Linked DNA regions of Homo sapiens: region 1 is linked to region 2. The links are chromatin loops, found by intact Hi-C in ENCODE. Cell type or tissue: A673. All regions are shown on one strand. Each heading gives the region's core, and the rest is flanking DNA. Links, peaks and the distances in the headings are about the cores only.

Evidence for each region. Hi-C counts contacts between places; a loop is a spot of excess contacts. Peaks named below come from ENCODE experiments on the same cell type or tissue, not always from the same donor. Only the 100,000 strongest peaks of a DNase experiment are listed, where the experiment ranks them.
Region 1: it touches region 2 in a loop (3-fold over the local background); 5 of 110 quality-filtered maps call a loop at or near these places.

Annotation. Positions count from the first base shown.
Region 1 is chr1:86,014,649-86,022,989 of GRCh38, reverse strand. It overlaps COL24A1 (collagen type XXIV alpha 1 chain), which reads left to right. Exons shown (of 60, transcript NM_152890.7): 15 at 1-36; 16 at 113-157; 17 at 399-452; 18 at 697-750; 19 at 5,786-5,839. Among named protein-coding and RNA genes, the nearest start is that of COL24A1, 140 kb to the left of the region's middle. RefSeq lists an enhancer at 6,387-6,576. In A673, for the core only: a CTCF peak has its summit at 4,487 (motif pointing right); a DNase peak (open chromatin) is centred at 4,499.
Region 2 is chr1:85,601,475-85,609,815 of GRCh38, reverse strand. No RefSeq gene overlaps it. Among named protein-coding and RNA genes, the nearest start is that of CCN1, 25 kb to the right of the region's middle. RefSeq lists enhancers at 1,571-2,436, 1,644-2,843, 2,437-3,301. In A673, for the core only: CTCF peaks have their summits at 3,407 and 3,612 (motif pointing left); a DNase peak (open chromatin) is centred at 2,345.

The DNA.
Region 1 (8,341 bases), core at 315-8,314, 410 kb before region 2:
GGACCAATTGGACCTGCTGGAATTCCTGGCCCAATGGTATGGTTCTATTTGTATAATGGATATTTCCCTTTAATCTGTCTATGATATCACAAAATGTCACCTTTTTTTGTAGGGCCTTTCAGGGAATAAAGGACTACCTGGAATCAAAGGTGATAAGGTGATTTAAATATTAATATTATAAAAATAATTTTTATCACATTTGTCTTTTACTTTTCAGTCAACACAATTTATGAAATATTTTGTTTTTATGGAGTCTAATTTGTAGTATCAATTATATTAGTTTTCCTCAGAAGTAAGAAAAATAGAGAAATTATTCTTCTACAATGAATATTTGCTTTCTTATAATATTGCCATGTTTGTGATACATAAGTATCTTTGCATGAAATTGTGCTTTCCAGGGTGAACAAGGCACAGCAGGAGAGCTAGGAGAACCCGGGTATCCTGGAGACAAGGTAATGTTTATACCATTAATTTTATGTAAATATGAAAAAGTGTAAATTCAAAAGAAAGAACTGCTTATTATTTTATCCATGTATTGTGTTAGAATGTGGTATCAATATGGTTTTAAGTTCTTGTTTGAAACTTTTGTCTCAATATTTTAGCATACTTTATGAAATTTTTTAGCAGTTTGTAAATAGTGGTATGTCTGCCTTTTGTGGTATAATAACTTTCTCTTCTGTTATTCTCTTCTCTTAGGGTGCTGTTGGTTTACCAGGACCACCAGGGATGAGAGGAAAGTCAGGGCCTTCAGTAGGTTTGAACTTTTGCTTTGCTCTTTGTAATTGACAGAGTGCATGTCATGGCATGAGTCTCGACACTGTTGATCTAAGTAGGGTATAAGCCTACTGAGCATTTGTCTCCTTAGTTTTAGAATATAGCAAATCCCTCAGGTATTCAGTTCACATTCCATAGACTTTTGGACTTCCCTCTACTCCCAACCCTAGGCCAAAGCCAAGTTTCTGAGAGTCCTAAAGATCTTGGTCATATTATTCTACTGAATAATTTAATATAGACAATATTTAAATTAAAACAATAGGCTTTGAAGCCAGAAAATGTAAAGCACCTTAAATAATATTTTAACTTTTCAAAATATCAATTTTATTAAGGAAACAGTCTGAAGAAAAGGTAGCATGTTTGCACTCTCTTGTGGACCAAAATATTCTAAATCCTTATTTTTTTTCCTGACCCTTGGACATCAATTAGACGAAAGAAAAAGATACCTTATATTGCTGTTAACATAAAACTCAAAAAATTATAAATCTAAAATTACTTAATAATTAAAGCTATTTAAATAAAATGGTTAAAACTTGAGAAAATATATTTCTAAATATTAAAAATCATAATTATTATAGCTAACATTTGCTGAGTATCTACACAATACCAGGCAGTATTCTAAGGACTATACATCTAAATTAATCTTCACAACAATCCTACAAAGTTGGTACTATTATTATTCCTATTTTTTATATTAAGAAAATTGAGACACAGTGTTAGAAAACATCTAAGGTCACCTGGGTGGCCACCTACTTAGTAGGTGACCATTCAGAAAAACCTAGGCAATCAGGTATGTCAGAGCTCATGCGTTTAGCTACTGTGCCATACTGTTTTAGGGTTTAATATTTTAAGATGGTTTTAGGAGTTTAATATTGATTACAACTCTGTGAAGGTAAAGGTGATTACAGATAGAAAAAATTAGATATAGGATTCAATTCTATGAAAAAGGTAGAGATGATTATACATACAAAAAATACATATAGGATTATAATTTATTAATGTCACATTAAAATATACATTAAAAAATAATTGTGTTATGTTCCTGAGCAGTTCATTGTGTTCCCTCTAACTCTACCCTTCCATCTCAGGATTATTTATTTTTTTAATCTCAGGAAGCAGTATTAAATTACAGAACTTTACCCCATTCTTTGTGACTTCTAACAGTGACAGTATTTTATATACATCTCTTAGGAATTATTTAACCCAAAGAACAATTTTTGGCATCTATTCGATGAAATGTTAGTGGTGACCTTTGCTTATACTAGTTCTTTGCCCTGGGCTTATTGCCATAAGGGCTTAACCTAATAAGCCGTGTACCCTCCCTTGTACCCTTGAGTTGAATCTCAGAAACTCTAGAGTGCATAAATTGGATCATGAGACTAGGTCATGAAGCTAACAAACAACTTCTGTTTTTCAAGGATGGTTCTAAACCATATAAAGACTCTCTGATATTTGCAGTGATTGGCAAAATAAGATACTTTTTACATATTCTTTTTTTTAAATAATGTGACATTTTTCTAGCGCTTGACCAAATAGGATGAAATGATACAATACATGCTCTAAGGGCACTATTAACTAATAAATAATATAAGTATTTTTTTGTGCTTTACAATTAATTTTTTGAGAAAACTAGAGTCAAGTATCGTGCTTACACAAGGCAAACCATTTTAGTGTTCCTTACTCTTTGATTAAATTTATATTTATAACATGTTGATGGGAGTAAAAAAATCATTGGCTAGAGAGACAAAGACCTGGATTCTGGTCCCAGCTCTGGCACTTAACCTACTGGCTATCACCTTGGGTATTTAACCACCATGGTACCAGCTTCTCATGTTTAAAATGAAAGTTAGGGCCACGTGCGGTGGCTCACGCCTGTAATCCCAGCACTTTGGGCAGCTGAGGTGGGTGGATCACGAGGTCAGGAGTTCGAGACCACCCTGACCAACATGGTGAAACCCTGTCTCTACTAAAAATACAAAAATTACCCAGGCATAGTGGCAGGCACCTGTAGTCCCAGCTCCTCAGGAGGCTGAGGCAGGAGAATCGCTTGAATCCAGAAGGCAGAGGTTGCAGTAAGTCAAGATTGCGCCACTGGACTCCAGCTTGAGCGACAGAGTGAGACTCCATCTCAAAAAAAAAAAAAAAAAAAAAAAAGAAAGAATGAAAAAAGAAAGTTTAGGCCATATCATATGTAAGGTTCCTTATAGTCCTGTGATTATGATGTTTTTCTCTTTTAGACATAGTACTTACTAATATTCCTCCTAGTGTAAGCTAAAGAAAAGGCAGAGAGCCTGTTTCACCTTTAACACATTATCTTAAAGCCCTTAGTATTTTTTTCCTGAAAGAAGTCACAATAAATGCTAATGATGTTCTTTTAGGGCAGGGAGCAAGAGACAGTGAGAGTGAGGCTTTTACTTACTCATTTTACACCTTTCTGTACTGTTCTAATAAAGAAAATTAATGTCAGCAGGAATTACTTTGGTAGGGAGATAATTGATTTTTTTTTATTTGTTTTATCAAACTTTTGAAAACTACTTTGGGCCGAAGATAAGATAAGCATTCATGAATTAAAATTAGTGAGATAGCCTTGTATTTTGTCTCTTGTTGTATTTATTACTTGTTTGTATCTTTTTGTTTTAATTAAAAAAAAAATTTTTAGAGACAGGGCCTCCCTCTGTTGCTCAGGATAGAGTGTAATGGTGCCATCACAGCTCACTGCAGTCTCCAACTCTTGGGGTCAAGTGGTCCTTCCACCTCAGCCTCTCAAGTAGCAAGGACTGCAGGTCCACCACCATACCCAGCTAATTAAAAAAAAAAAAAATTGTAGAAACCAGGTCTTGCTTTGTTGCCCAGGTTAGTCTTAAACTCCTGGCCTCAAGCAATCCTCTTACCTCGGCCTCCTAGAATGTGGGATTATAGGTGTGAGCCACTGCACCTGGCTGTATATATTATTAATAGAAAAACTGTAGGTGTTTGACCAGGAAACCTTTCCTTCTTATAGAAGGAGACACTTGTTTGATGAAAAGTTGCTTATGCAGAATCAGTTATTATATTAAGAAACAAACTCCCACATTCAATTATATAAGTTAATGCCTATCTAAAATGTTTGTTTACTGTCGTGGAAAGAATGCCAACATCATAAGGATGTCTTCCCTATTTTATAGATCCTACTTTTAATTTTCTGTTACCTAAGAGGTTGGTGTTACTAACTAATATTGTTTCCAAGTAGATCTAAGTTGTAACATGAAATAATATTTTCAAGATATAAGAAGGAATGTCCTGATTTGGAAAGTTGTTACAGTTCTTGAATAGGGAAGCTTTTGCTCTACAAGTATTTTAAAAAAAAATAGAGAAAACTACCACTCTGAGGTTGTTCGTAAATACACTTTCCTTTAGACCAAGAAAACAAACACAATTGTTATGCCCTATCCATTTTTTAGCTAGGGATTTTTGTCATTTGTAGAGGTTTATTTAATATTAGTTATCTATAAGTTACTTAAAATGTCAGCTTTTATAAAGAAAAATTGACATTCATAGGAAATTTGCAATCAAAATTTTACAAAACAAAGAATTATTCTGAAGATCAAATAAAATCATTACACAATTTCTGTTTTTAAATATGTGATTGTCAATCAGCTTTTCTGAAAACAAAGCCCTAGGGTATTGCTATTTTATCCTCACTGCTTAGAAATTTAGCTTTGTGGTTGGATTTTGCCACTAGAGGGCTCCAATGAGAGCCCCTCGCCCCTTTCTCTATCTCTTTAAAGAGAGATGCTTGTCATTTTAAGAACTTCAGTATACTGATTCTGATGGATCACAGATTTTGTTTTTGTTTATTTGGAAAGGGAAACTTAAATGAGCCTTTCCATAATATTTCACTGCCTTTCTCTGGATTTGATTGCAGTAGTTTATGGTGTCCTGTTTTATGTCCAGATACCTCAGCACTGAGAATGAATTAAGTGCATATTGGAAACTGTGCTTTAGGTTTTGGAAAATGGGCAATCCCGTATTGTAACTTGCAAGTTTAGGTGATCTGAGGCTTATTTAAATTAAATTTGAAGCTCATATAGAAACTTAATATGACAGAAATAATGAATGCAATAGTTTTTCTTATGAAAATGGATATATCAGACTACTGTCCTCCCTTTCCAAACTTTCATCTCTCGAGAGCATTGCTAGCCTTCTCTAGTTTCAGGCTTTATACCTACTTCTCTTTCCTGTCACTTTCTCCTTTAACCCTGATTTCACATCTTTATCATGAATGTCAGAAACTAGCTTCAGAGATACTGAAACTGAATCCTTAAAACTTCAATTAAAGGATGAAAACAGTCTAGGAATTCTATGTGTGAGCCAGGAAAGCAGAAAGGGTGTGAAGAGAAGGAATAATGATTGTAAAATTGGTTGACATTTAATGAGTACTTCATATGTCAGACATTGTGCTTAGCACTTTACATATATTATCTAATTTAACTCTCCAATGACTCTTTGAGAATGTTAGTACTATAATTATTATTTCTATTTTATTGATGAGAAAACTGAGGCTTAGAGAGATTAAGCAACAAGGATTTCAATCCAGGTGAGTCTTAATTACTAATTCAGGCCACTTACAGTATCAAAGGAGAGAGGAATTTTCAGAGACAGCCCTGGGACTGTGGTTATTTATAAAAGCAGTTTCTCCTCTAGAATTCCCTATCTTGTTGAGTCCAGCTTTATTGTCTTATCTCTGTGAAACACATATAAACATACAATTCTTTTCTTGATTTGAGCACTTGACTCATTAATTTGTTTGTATCACTTAACACTTGAGTGAATGTATATTAAACCCATAAACATCTTATTTAAAAACTTTTACAGTAATGATGGTTACAAATTTTTCTAAAAAGTCATTACAACCTTGTTTGACATGATAATATAATGACTGACTGCTATTTGTTTACCATATGCCTGTTTCTTCTTTTAATTGTGTTTATTAAGTTTATGTTTATACTTTGATCCTCCCCCCCCATTTTAGGGCCAAACAGGTGACCCAGGACTCCAAGGACCATCTGGCCCTCCAGGACCAGAGGTAAAATATTGGTGGAAAGTTAATAAATTTGAAACAAAATGGTGGAAATTAAACTTGTTTGATAAAACATGTTTCAACATAGCAAGCTTAAGAAAGATCCTCTTTAAAGTTTAGATCTCCGTAAATAGTTTGGACTACATTTTTTCTGTTATGTCACGAGGTATGCAACAGGGATCCTAGGGAAACAGAAAAGTGCATTAGCCACATTTTCACACTGATTAGGATCACAGCTGATTTATTTGTTCTGCACAGCTATTAATAACAAGTACTTGAGGCTTGGAACCAAATTTCAGGAAAGAAACTCCACTGAATTATTAATGCAAAATGTTTCCAATTATTGCTATATCCATATATCATTTAAATCTCATACAGTATTCTAAAATAAATACAATTAAGTCTGTAGTACATATATCAAATTTGTTTGTATATACTTTAAAATTTTTGACTTTGGTTTAATGGTTGATATACAGTGGCCTTCTTTTCTAAAAGTCTATATAGAACATAAGCTTCTGAGATAAAACATTTGGATTTTAAAAAATCCTACTATGAGTCAGACCTATGAGTCAAAGATATACTACATGGAGATGAAACTTCTGAAGCTCACTCTAGTTTCAAAAATATATGCCCATATTGATATGTGTGTGCCTGTGTGTGCCTACACACACACACATACACGCAAGCACACACATATCAGTGTACATACATATTTAATTTAGAGTCATAGATTCAGCAGAAGGCTGAGAAAATAATTGGCATCAGAATAAATAAGTTAGAGCAATAATGTCATAGTGTCAGAGTAGTAGGCAGAGTTTCTAAGACTACTGCTGTACTGATGCTGTCTCCCTCTCTTTGTAAACCATAAGATCTACTTCTTACTTCACAGCTGTCCTTCAAGGTTGGCTGATTTCTTTAGAAAATGCCTATTCTTACTTACTGTATGATTTCAAAACACATTGGGTATTGACAGTTCAAAAATCTAAAAAGCAGGCTGGGCATGGTGCAATCCCAGCACTTTGGGAGGCTGATGTGAGAGGATCGCCTTGAGTCCAGGAGTTCTAGACCAGCCCTAGCAACATAGTGAGACCCTGTTGCTAAAAAAAAAAAAGAAAAAATGTTTTAAAAGTTAGCCAGGCATGGTGGCTCACACCTGTAGTCCCAGCTACTCGGGAGGCTGAGGTAGGATGATCACTTGAGCCTGGGGTGGCACCACTGCACTTCAGCCTGGGTGACAAAATGAGACCCCGTCTCCAAAAAAAAAAAAAAAAAAGAAAAAGTAGAGTCTTCAAAACTTCATTGTAGCTAGTTTTACCAATAGAGAGGTAATAGGAAGTAAAATACAGTAGTATATTGATCTCAGCATTCTGATAGGAAGGAAATTGAGTAATTAAAACTTCAGATTAGTATAAGCTTCTCCATATGAGCCTACAATTTTTATTTTAATCATTTTTAATGAAAGCTTTCCTGGAATGAATAGTATTTACTGCCTTGTCATACTGAGGATACAGAATCTATTTTAATTTTCATTATCTTTAAAGGTTATTATTATGACTGTATTGTCCTATTATTACTGCAGTTACAGGTGATATGTACACTAGAAATGGCTATGTTACCTCCTTGCTATAAGTATGGTTTTGAGTCATTTTTCTTCTTTCTCATAAAGCTTGGTTAAAGGATGCATGCGCCATGTTTTCACTTACTACTTGGTCTTCTAAAGATGTTTATTTATTTCTCTCTTCCCTTTAAAATTTCATAATATCCATCAACACTGAAAACATTATCTCATTATCTCTGATTTTAGCACCACTAATATAAGGTCCTGAGCCCCAGCATTTTCAGAGTACCAATCCTTCCTCTTCACCTGTATTAAGTTTTTTCATGGGGCTAAAAATGTAACCTGTACTCTGTCAAGAACTGATGCTAGATTGTTTTGGGAAATGGGGCCTAATTCAAGGAGCATAACTTTTTCTTGATCATAAAAATATAGTACATAGGCAACTATATGTGAGACAACACTTTTATCCAAATCCTTGTCAACATTAGGCTTTTAATAAACTTGCAGGTCCAAGAATTTTAAATAGTATATTTGGTAGCAAACCAAGCCTGAAAACTTTCTGCTTGTATAGTGGATGAATTTTACTCAGGTAAAGGGTCTTATGCATTGTGCTAAATTCAGACTTTATCCTGTATGCGTTAACCAAAGATATTTAAGCAAGAGAAAGGAATTATCAGAGTTGTGCTTTATGCAAAGCAGCAGGGGGAAGGATAAAAGAGAAGAAGGGAAGGAGGAGTGCCAAGGAGATGAACTAAAGGTTATTTAGAAGGATGGTGCAGCAGAGCAGGGGATTGATGATGAGGTCCTGTGACAATAGAAAGGAAAGGATAGCTTAAAGAGAGAACTAGAAAATATAATTCACAATACATAAAACAGTTCATTCCAATTGTAAGAGAGAGGAATAAAAGGCAATTTGAACACTTTTTGCTTGAAAAGTTGGGTAGAATGTG
Region 2 (8,341 bases), core at 321-8,320:
TGCTTAGAATAGTCCTTGGAACATAAGTGCTTAAGAAATATTATCATTATTGTTTTTTATTATATGTTGTGAAGTAGGAAAGCAAATTACAGAATTATCTCTGTAATACCATCCCCTTTATACTTTGTGGGGAGAATACATGCATATGTGTGCATGCGCACGTACCTAATGTACTCACGCATCCGTCATGTATTGATCAAATACTGTGTGCTGGACATTGTGCTAAGGGTTGGGCAGACACTGGTGGTGTCAGGGTGGAGAATGGTGATGGTGGTGGGGTTGTTTAAATAGAGAAGTCACAGGAGACCTCTCTGAGTAGTTGACAATTCCGAGAAGGTTGTAGCAGCCATGAGGGAGCCATGCAAAGAGGAGAAGAGCTTCCCAGACAAAGGCGGTATCATGATGTGAGATGCCAAGTTGGAAGGCCTCTTGTGGGTGAGTAAAAAAGAGGATTGTCAGAGGAGGTTGGAATATACATAGGCAATTCTAGAAAGATGGAGAAGAAACTGTTAATAGTGGTTTCCGCAGGGAAGTATTCAGGGAGGTGTGGGAAGGAGGGTGTGGAGTGGAGAAAAGGAATTTTACTTCTTACTTTATTCCCTTCTCTACAGTTTGAATTATGTACCATAAGGATGTATTTTGTCATTAGAAAAAAAGGCTGGTTAATAAAAAATTGAGGAACCTTAATCATTAATAGTAAGAAATCTAATAGCCTTTCCTTCTTTCAAGAATCACCTCATCTCAACTCTCCAGTTACTTTTCATGAAGCGAGAGTGTAATGTCATTTATATCTACTCATTGGTCTGAAAGTAGGGCAGAGGTTACCTTCTGCTATCTATTCAGTAATCTTTTTCTTTGAGTCAGTAATGGCTTCTTCTAATTCCCTTCTGTGAAACTCCTGAACCATCTTTTCCACTAGGACTATTTTTACTCTTTTTTTAAGGGATTTCAAATTCATTTAAGATTCTTACTTTGGGTCACTGCAATAACAGACATATGCAGGAGCAGCTACTCAGCCTTTCCAGTTGGAGTAGAATGGGGACAAGGAATGACCAAAAGAGACTGAGGTCAAAGGAAGAACTAAAGCACTGTCCCTCAAAATGCATTCTGGAAGCTCCATTGGGCTGGGTGCTTTACTTCTCTGGATCTCCCCTGGGGTCCCCAGAGCCTTACTAAAGTTAGGGTTTCTCTGTAGAGTGTTCTGAAAAGCAGAGAAAGCTTTTCCTTGTCCAAATGGAATCCCAGCAGTGGTTAAGATTGCTTAGACTCATACCCATGAATCAAGGCAATGGATGATGTCTTCTAGGACAGATGTCAAAACCAGCTCTGAGGCAAGGTGCGGTGTGAGCAGGGAGAGGGTAGGCTAGATGTCTCCTAGCATTTTCAATCCTCTAAACTGAGCTACAGTCAGAAAGGAGGAAAACAGAGCATCTGATCTGTCTGTGGCCTGCCTCACTGAGAATTTCATTGCCTGCACGGCAGCAGGAGAAATAAGGTGAATAACACCAATTTGAAACCCCATGCTTGGCTATGTGTATGCCCATCCCGTACTCCAAATATCTCTCCTGCATCCCCTTTGTTAATTCCCTGGACATTTTTATAACTGTTTCCAACCGGAAGAAGTGCATGAATTGATACTTTGGCATCAGGCTAGATGTGCCACTCGGGTTTCTTCTCTCCCAAGCTGCCCCTCCTGCTGTGTGTGTGTGATGTCTAAAGGCCTCCCCATCTGGACACTCACCCACGGCATTGGACATTTTCCTTTCAGGTTTATCCCACGCAGTCCTATTCCAGGAATGCCTCCTCTTCCCCACACCACTTAGTGTGTAGACAACTCACTCTGCCAACAATAAGCAATAGTATGAACAATAAACTAGTATTTATTGAGCACTTATTATGTGTCAGGCTGTATTCTAACTACTTTATGTGGATTAACTCACTCCCCATCCAGTTCTCTGAAGAAGGTGTGGTTATTGTCTCTGTTTACAGTTGAGGAAACTGAGGCACAGAGTGGATGCTTTCATGGCATTTCTCTTCTGCCAGTGATCTCCACTCTGTGAGCGAGCCAGCCAGTCTCTGCGTTTAGCCAGCGCCTGCCACAGGGGTCTGGCTCTTAGTGAATGATTGCTCCTGGATCTCCCAAACTCTTCATATACTTTCACATCCTGAGCAAAAAAATGCTTCCCAAGATTCCTCCTGCCAGCTCCATCTGTGAAACTTGTGGGCCGGTATTTGAATAAGAATGACTAAAGGGGGAAGAGGTTTTATGAACTTCAGACTGTGAACTCAAGGAAGAGAGTGAGTCAGGCCTCCACATTCCTGAAATACTTTCAGGAGGCTCAGTGACCTCAGACAATAAGAACCTGAGGCAGAATGTCCTTGGGAGGCCCCCCACCAGGAAGAACGTGAGGGCAGATGCTCTGCTGTGCTGCCTTCTGTGGTTCCATGCGCAGTGTGTGGGTTGAAGGAAACCACTAGCCAGAGGCCCAGGCCTACCGAGAGCGCTGCCTTGGTTTTGCCCAGGCTGACTCCTCTCCCTGGAATGCTTGACCCCAAATGCTTGTGAGCTTGTCATCCCAGACTCAGCTCATGTGTCACCTCCTCTGTCTGCTACAGGTAGAAGAGGCTTTGTGGTTGGGACACCACAGGGAATTGCGCTTGCTTCTCTCACTCCTAAACGCCCTAGAAAAACATTGCTTTCAACATGTGTGCCCAATACATTCTTCATACCTACTGAGGTTGGCAACAGCTCCAAGGTTGAGGAGTGAGCCCTGTGCCGGGGGTGTCAGATGTGGGTGCTAGTTCCATCTCAGGCCTGGGCCTTGTAACCTCCCACACCTCAAACTCTTCCTGATTAAAATGATATGTTTTGATCTACCTCTCCTACAGATGGTGACCTTCTGAGGTACAGAGACTTTTAACCCAGGCGCTATTTTCAGAGCGGAGCAGGCACATAGCTATTCAATAAGTTTAAATAATTACAAATCTTTCTCCCCAGCTTCTATCTCCGTCCATCTCTTTCCTCACCAAGCTTAAACCCATGATTGGTATGAGGTGCAACCATCCACAAAGGGAAAGTATCATCCGCTAATTTTTTTTAAAGGTGCTTTCTTGTGTTTCTCATGTGTGCGTGCGTATGTGCATACATGCATGACTGTGTGTGTGTGTGTGTGTGTGTGTGAACAGAGCAAACGAGAGGCTGCACTAGGCTGAGCTCACCACAGGGGTGAATTGTAAAGAATGAGTCTCACCCAAGATGAAAATGTTACCTCAGGAATTCTTCCATGATCTTTGAGCAGGGAAGGAGTGAAAGGGTATAGCTGGGGCCCATCCTATGGACTGAAAAGCTGAGGGAGCACATTCAGTCAAGCACATCCTCCAATAGCTGCACCACTTTCCAACAGAAACAAGGGAAGGGTGGCAGAAGAAGTAGAACTAACTAGGCTGTGGGTTACTGCCCTAAAGGCCAAGATGTAAAGCCATAGAGAAAAGTGCTTTCAATTGTAGGCTCGTGAAAGCTACTGAGATTGGTGACTGCACCAGTGCCAAGGAAAAAGCCCTGCCTGGGGGTGGCAGGTGTGGGTTCTAGTGCCATCTAGTGCCATGCCATCTCTGGTGCTAAGGAAGTTGGTGGGCTTGGCCGTGTCGTATAACCTCCCGTGTCACTTCATGTGGATAGTGAAGATATTGGGTTGATGACGGGTTTAACTGAGGTTTTGTCACTCCTGCTCACCTCCCCTGCTCTCCTGTGTCATCCACACAAATGTTGTTTCTGCATTGGCCAATCTGGGACTCGTCCTTGCCTCCACTTTCACCCTCCAAGAGAGGAAGGAGGGAATGTGGGTAAATGCAGGTGCACACGGCACACATTCCATCAGGCAAATGGGAGTTGAGTGACATAAAGAGTTGGAAGTCCACTTTCAGGCTGGACAGGGAGGTCCTCTTCCTCCATCCCGTCTTTACCTCTATTCTTGCCCACCAGCCCAATCCCTGCAGCCCTGCCCAGGGCTGGTCTTTCCCTCATTCTGGCTGAGCAGTGGAAGTTGCCTGAGGAAGCTCAGTCCTGCCATCCCAACCAGAGCTGCCCTGGTTCACTTTGCTGCACCTGCCAGACCTCCCAGGTAGTTAATGATCCCCTGGGCAGAAGAGCCTTTTAATAATTTACCAGAGTAGATAAAGAAAAAAGCATAGTTCTCTACTTGGAGGCCAATTACACTGGCAATCCAGACAGTATAGATGGAGTTAAGACTAACTTCAAGTTCAAACTCAATTTTTTTTTGTATGGGAACCCTGCCTTATAGCTATTTATATGAAGTCTTATCAGAACCTTCATCCAGATATTTAAACATCCCAGCCCTACTGTATGATCAGCACTTTCGGGCTCCTTCACTAGTCAGGAGAACTCACTATATAAAGCAAAAGAAACCAAAATACCCTAGAACAAAATGAAATTTAAACACTTAAAGAACTCCAGAGAAAGAAAAGTGATTTTGCATTGTCTAACTATTTGAGTTCCTTATTAGAATTTGAAAAACACTCTTCTGCAGGGAATTATATGTTTCCTTGAGTCAAAAGTAGACTCAGAGCCAGTATGGTACAGTGGAAAAAAACACCTCCTTTGGAATTAAAGAGACCTAGGTTGAAATCTTGCCTTCAGCTAAGATTGAGACTAAGAAACTTATTGAGGCTCTGTGAATCTCATTTTTCTTATCTCTTCAGTGGGAGCAATAATTCTGTCCTTGGGATTTTTATATAAATTTTAATCATGAAAAGAAAAACCTAGGATACTGTAGACAGTAAATGATGTATCATTGTCATCACCATCATCATGGAGCCCATATCCTGAAAAATTTGAATTTTTATAAAGATGTGAGCAAAAATCTTCCCTCTCAAAAGTGTAACAATGACATCTAATAAGGATAAATGTGGTAGACTGTGACATTGGCAGTCCCCAGTGAACTACCTCCCAGTGTCTATGGCTTTATATAGTTCCCTTCCACCTTGATGCTGGGCTTGATCATGTGACTTGTTTTAACCAACAAGGTGTTAGTAAGTTTGGAGCAATCAGAGGCTTAATAGGTTCTTGTACATCGAGGCTTGTCTTCTTGTGACACTCCCTCTTAGAAGCCAGCCCCTTGGCTGTAAAGAAACTCAGGGTAGAATACTGAGTGATGAAAAGCCACAAGGAGAGAGACCCCAGAGGATGAGGAGTCATTTGGAACATTCTAGCCCCAGCCAAGCTCCCACCTGCATGAGTGACCGCATGAGTAACTTCCCAGCTGAACTTCATCAACCAACAAAATTGTGACAATTATAAATTGTTGTTGTTTTAAGCCACCCAATTTTGGAAGGGTTTGTTACATAAATGTCAGGTCCTAAATTTACATTAAGGAAAGTCAACACTACAAGTAGAACTGACAGATTCTTCTTATAGAAGGTCACATGAAATAGACCATGAGATTGCAGTTAACCATAAACATTGACATACTGCTAAGAAACTACATGCAAGCTTACCGTACTTACATTAAACAGATGTACTGGTTGATTGACCATACAGTTATTGAGTGCCTGCTGGCTCCTAGGTTTTGTGCTGGGAGCTAGTAATACCAAGAAAGTTAAAACAATTCTCCTATACTGTGTTGTCTCTTGGATTCTGAAATTTACATCTGCCCTTTAATTCAGCTTGGGGATTGGGGGTTGGGGGTGTGAGGACCAAGAGAGCAAGAAAGTAAGTGCTCATGGTTCAGGAGGGAGGGTGGATTTGTAAACAGAAGTCCACTTCAGGATCCTACAGGAGCTAATAGACTTGCTGCAGTTGGCACTCAGGGAAGACCTGGAGGGTTCTGTTACCCTATCAATATCTCAGTTTTAGAGTGACCTTAACAGACTGAGGTGTATTTGGAAGCAAGCAACCAGGGAAATGAAAGTCCTGAAGACAGATCATGTGAAGAATAATTGTAGCTGCTGTGTTTATCCTAGAAAGAAATAAAAGGTTGAGAGTGCACGTGGGGAAGAAGCACCTAATTTAGAGGTCTTAAATATGGCAATATGAAAGAGGATTAAATTCATTCTGAGGAATGCTGGAAGGAAAAACCTAAACAGTTACTGAAAGCTATAAGGAGATGGATGTCAAGCTAATAGTCAGAAGAGTGGCTAACACTTCTGGAGTATGAGCTGTGGAAAGAGGCAGAGCAGGCACCAACTCCATCAGTGACAGAGGCCTGGACCACCTCTGGCCGAGGAGGTGGGAAAGGGGTCTGGCAGTCGGTGGAGCCAGGGACCTCCAAGTCACTTCCAAGTGTAAGGTCTCACAGTTCACCCCATGAATTATAGCATCCTTATCCCGACTAAATAGTGTTAAGAAGTAAAACAGGTGGCCCCGCCTGCCTATCGTGAGTGGGAGAATTGTCCACAGATGATGACTGGACTCAGCTCTAGCCCTAAGGAGTTAGCCCAGGAGATTACGGATTAAGGAGTTAGCCCTGATATCTGAACCCAGGAGACTGAGCTCAGAGATTAGGGATAAGATGACTGAAGCCTCAGAGAGACACATGGGCACTGCCTCTAATGTCTCTCACCACTTTGAAGGGGTCATGAGAGCTTGTGTATTCCAGGGATTATCATACCCTGGGGGCAGATGCAGAGAAACAGGCCAGGCACATATGGACATCCAGGTTTCTCAAGCATATGACAATTTAGGAAGGACCAGGAAAGGGGACTAAGCAAGTATCAGGACGTCATTGGTCATTTCTAAGTGGGTATCACAACCCTGTGCTGGGACCATGCTCAGTGCTCCTAACTGGCCCTCTCCTGCTTCTCTCGCCTTCTAGCCTGCAAAACTACAGGAGCAAAGATCTTTTCAGGGGCCCCATTTCCTGTCAGTGGGTGCTGCAACACCAGCAGCAGCAGGACAAAAGAGAGGAGTGCAGGCTCAGAGGTTTGTGGGAAACAGGAGATCTGGGAGATCAAGTTTAGATTTCTCTGGAGACCTTGCAATTATGGGCCCAGGCAAGGGAAGGCTTCAGCCTCCCCGTAACTGACTCAGGGTAGGAGTAAAGGGGGAGGCTGCAGAGCGCCCTCTGTCTGACCGTTCCCTGGTCCCCGTGGTCTCACACACCTGTGCCTTTGTACATGTTGCCTCACTACCTGGTGACTCTTTGCCCTTTCCTTTTCTCCCAACACCCAACTTCCAGATTCTACCCCAGGTAAAACCTTCCCCAACTCTCTCAGGAAGGAGCAGCCTCCGACCTGCATGGTATCATGCAGCAGAGCTTACTGTAACTAGACTGAGTTTCTCAAGGCCAGAGGCTGAGTCTTGGGCATCTCTGCAGTCCCCAAAAGAGTTGGCACAGAACCTGGGATGCCTCAGTTGCTCAGTACACAGGGGTTGAATGTGTGAAGCATGTGTGAAGCACATTCCTTGCCCCTGCACACATGTGGCATGCCCACTGATGCCCTGTTGTGTGCAGCGTGCATCTCTCTGTGGTCCATCTCTCAAAAGTTGGAATGAAACTGGTCAGAAGTAACTTTATTCTAAAATAAAGTGAAATAAAGCAACACGTGGTTTCCATTTACTACTTTCACAGCAGGGAAGCCCTGGCACCTGGGGAAGAGGTTTAGTCTAACTGGGGCCTGAGCAGAACAGGAACCCTCAAGGGAGAGAGGCAAAAACCCTTCAAGCCACTGACCCAGCACAAAGACTCTACTGTGGGGAAACCCAATATAAGGGTGTGCCTTGTTCTAAGGGAACAGGATACGCAAAAATCCAAAGTTATAAAATAGATAAATCAGGGAGTGGTTATTGACGTTACCAGAGAACTCACCAGAAGGTTCCCCGAAATAGCCAGCTCCCACAATCCACTTAAACTGTGATTTTACTTTCAGAAGTTTGATATTACATACTGGTTTTCAGGAGAAACATAAATAGGTTCCCAGGGAGCCCAGCATTGCAGTGTGTCTGGCCAGCAGCTGGTTGACCAGGCCTTAAGGTGAGAGGCCTCGAGCTGCTCCAAGTGCTGGAGAAGCTGTAGTTCGGAAGCTCCCTCCCCGCCTGCTCCAGGGCACATCAGACTCAGCGAGTCTGGCTGTTTCCAATGTTAGTCCCAATAGGAAGAACAAGGCCCAATCGGGACCTTCCTGCCTCTACTTGAGTGGGCTGGTTGATTACTCAGTGCACTTTTCTGTTGAGAGAGCATAGGATTTATATTAACTATTCACTTTTCTTTCATTCATTAGAGTGTTTTACAGTGTATTTTCTATGTGTATGACACTGTGCTAGGCACTGCAAAGTACAGAAAATTATAAGTATGTTCTCTGCCCTCTAGGAACTCACAGTCTAGTT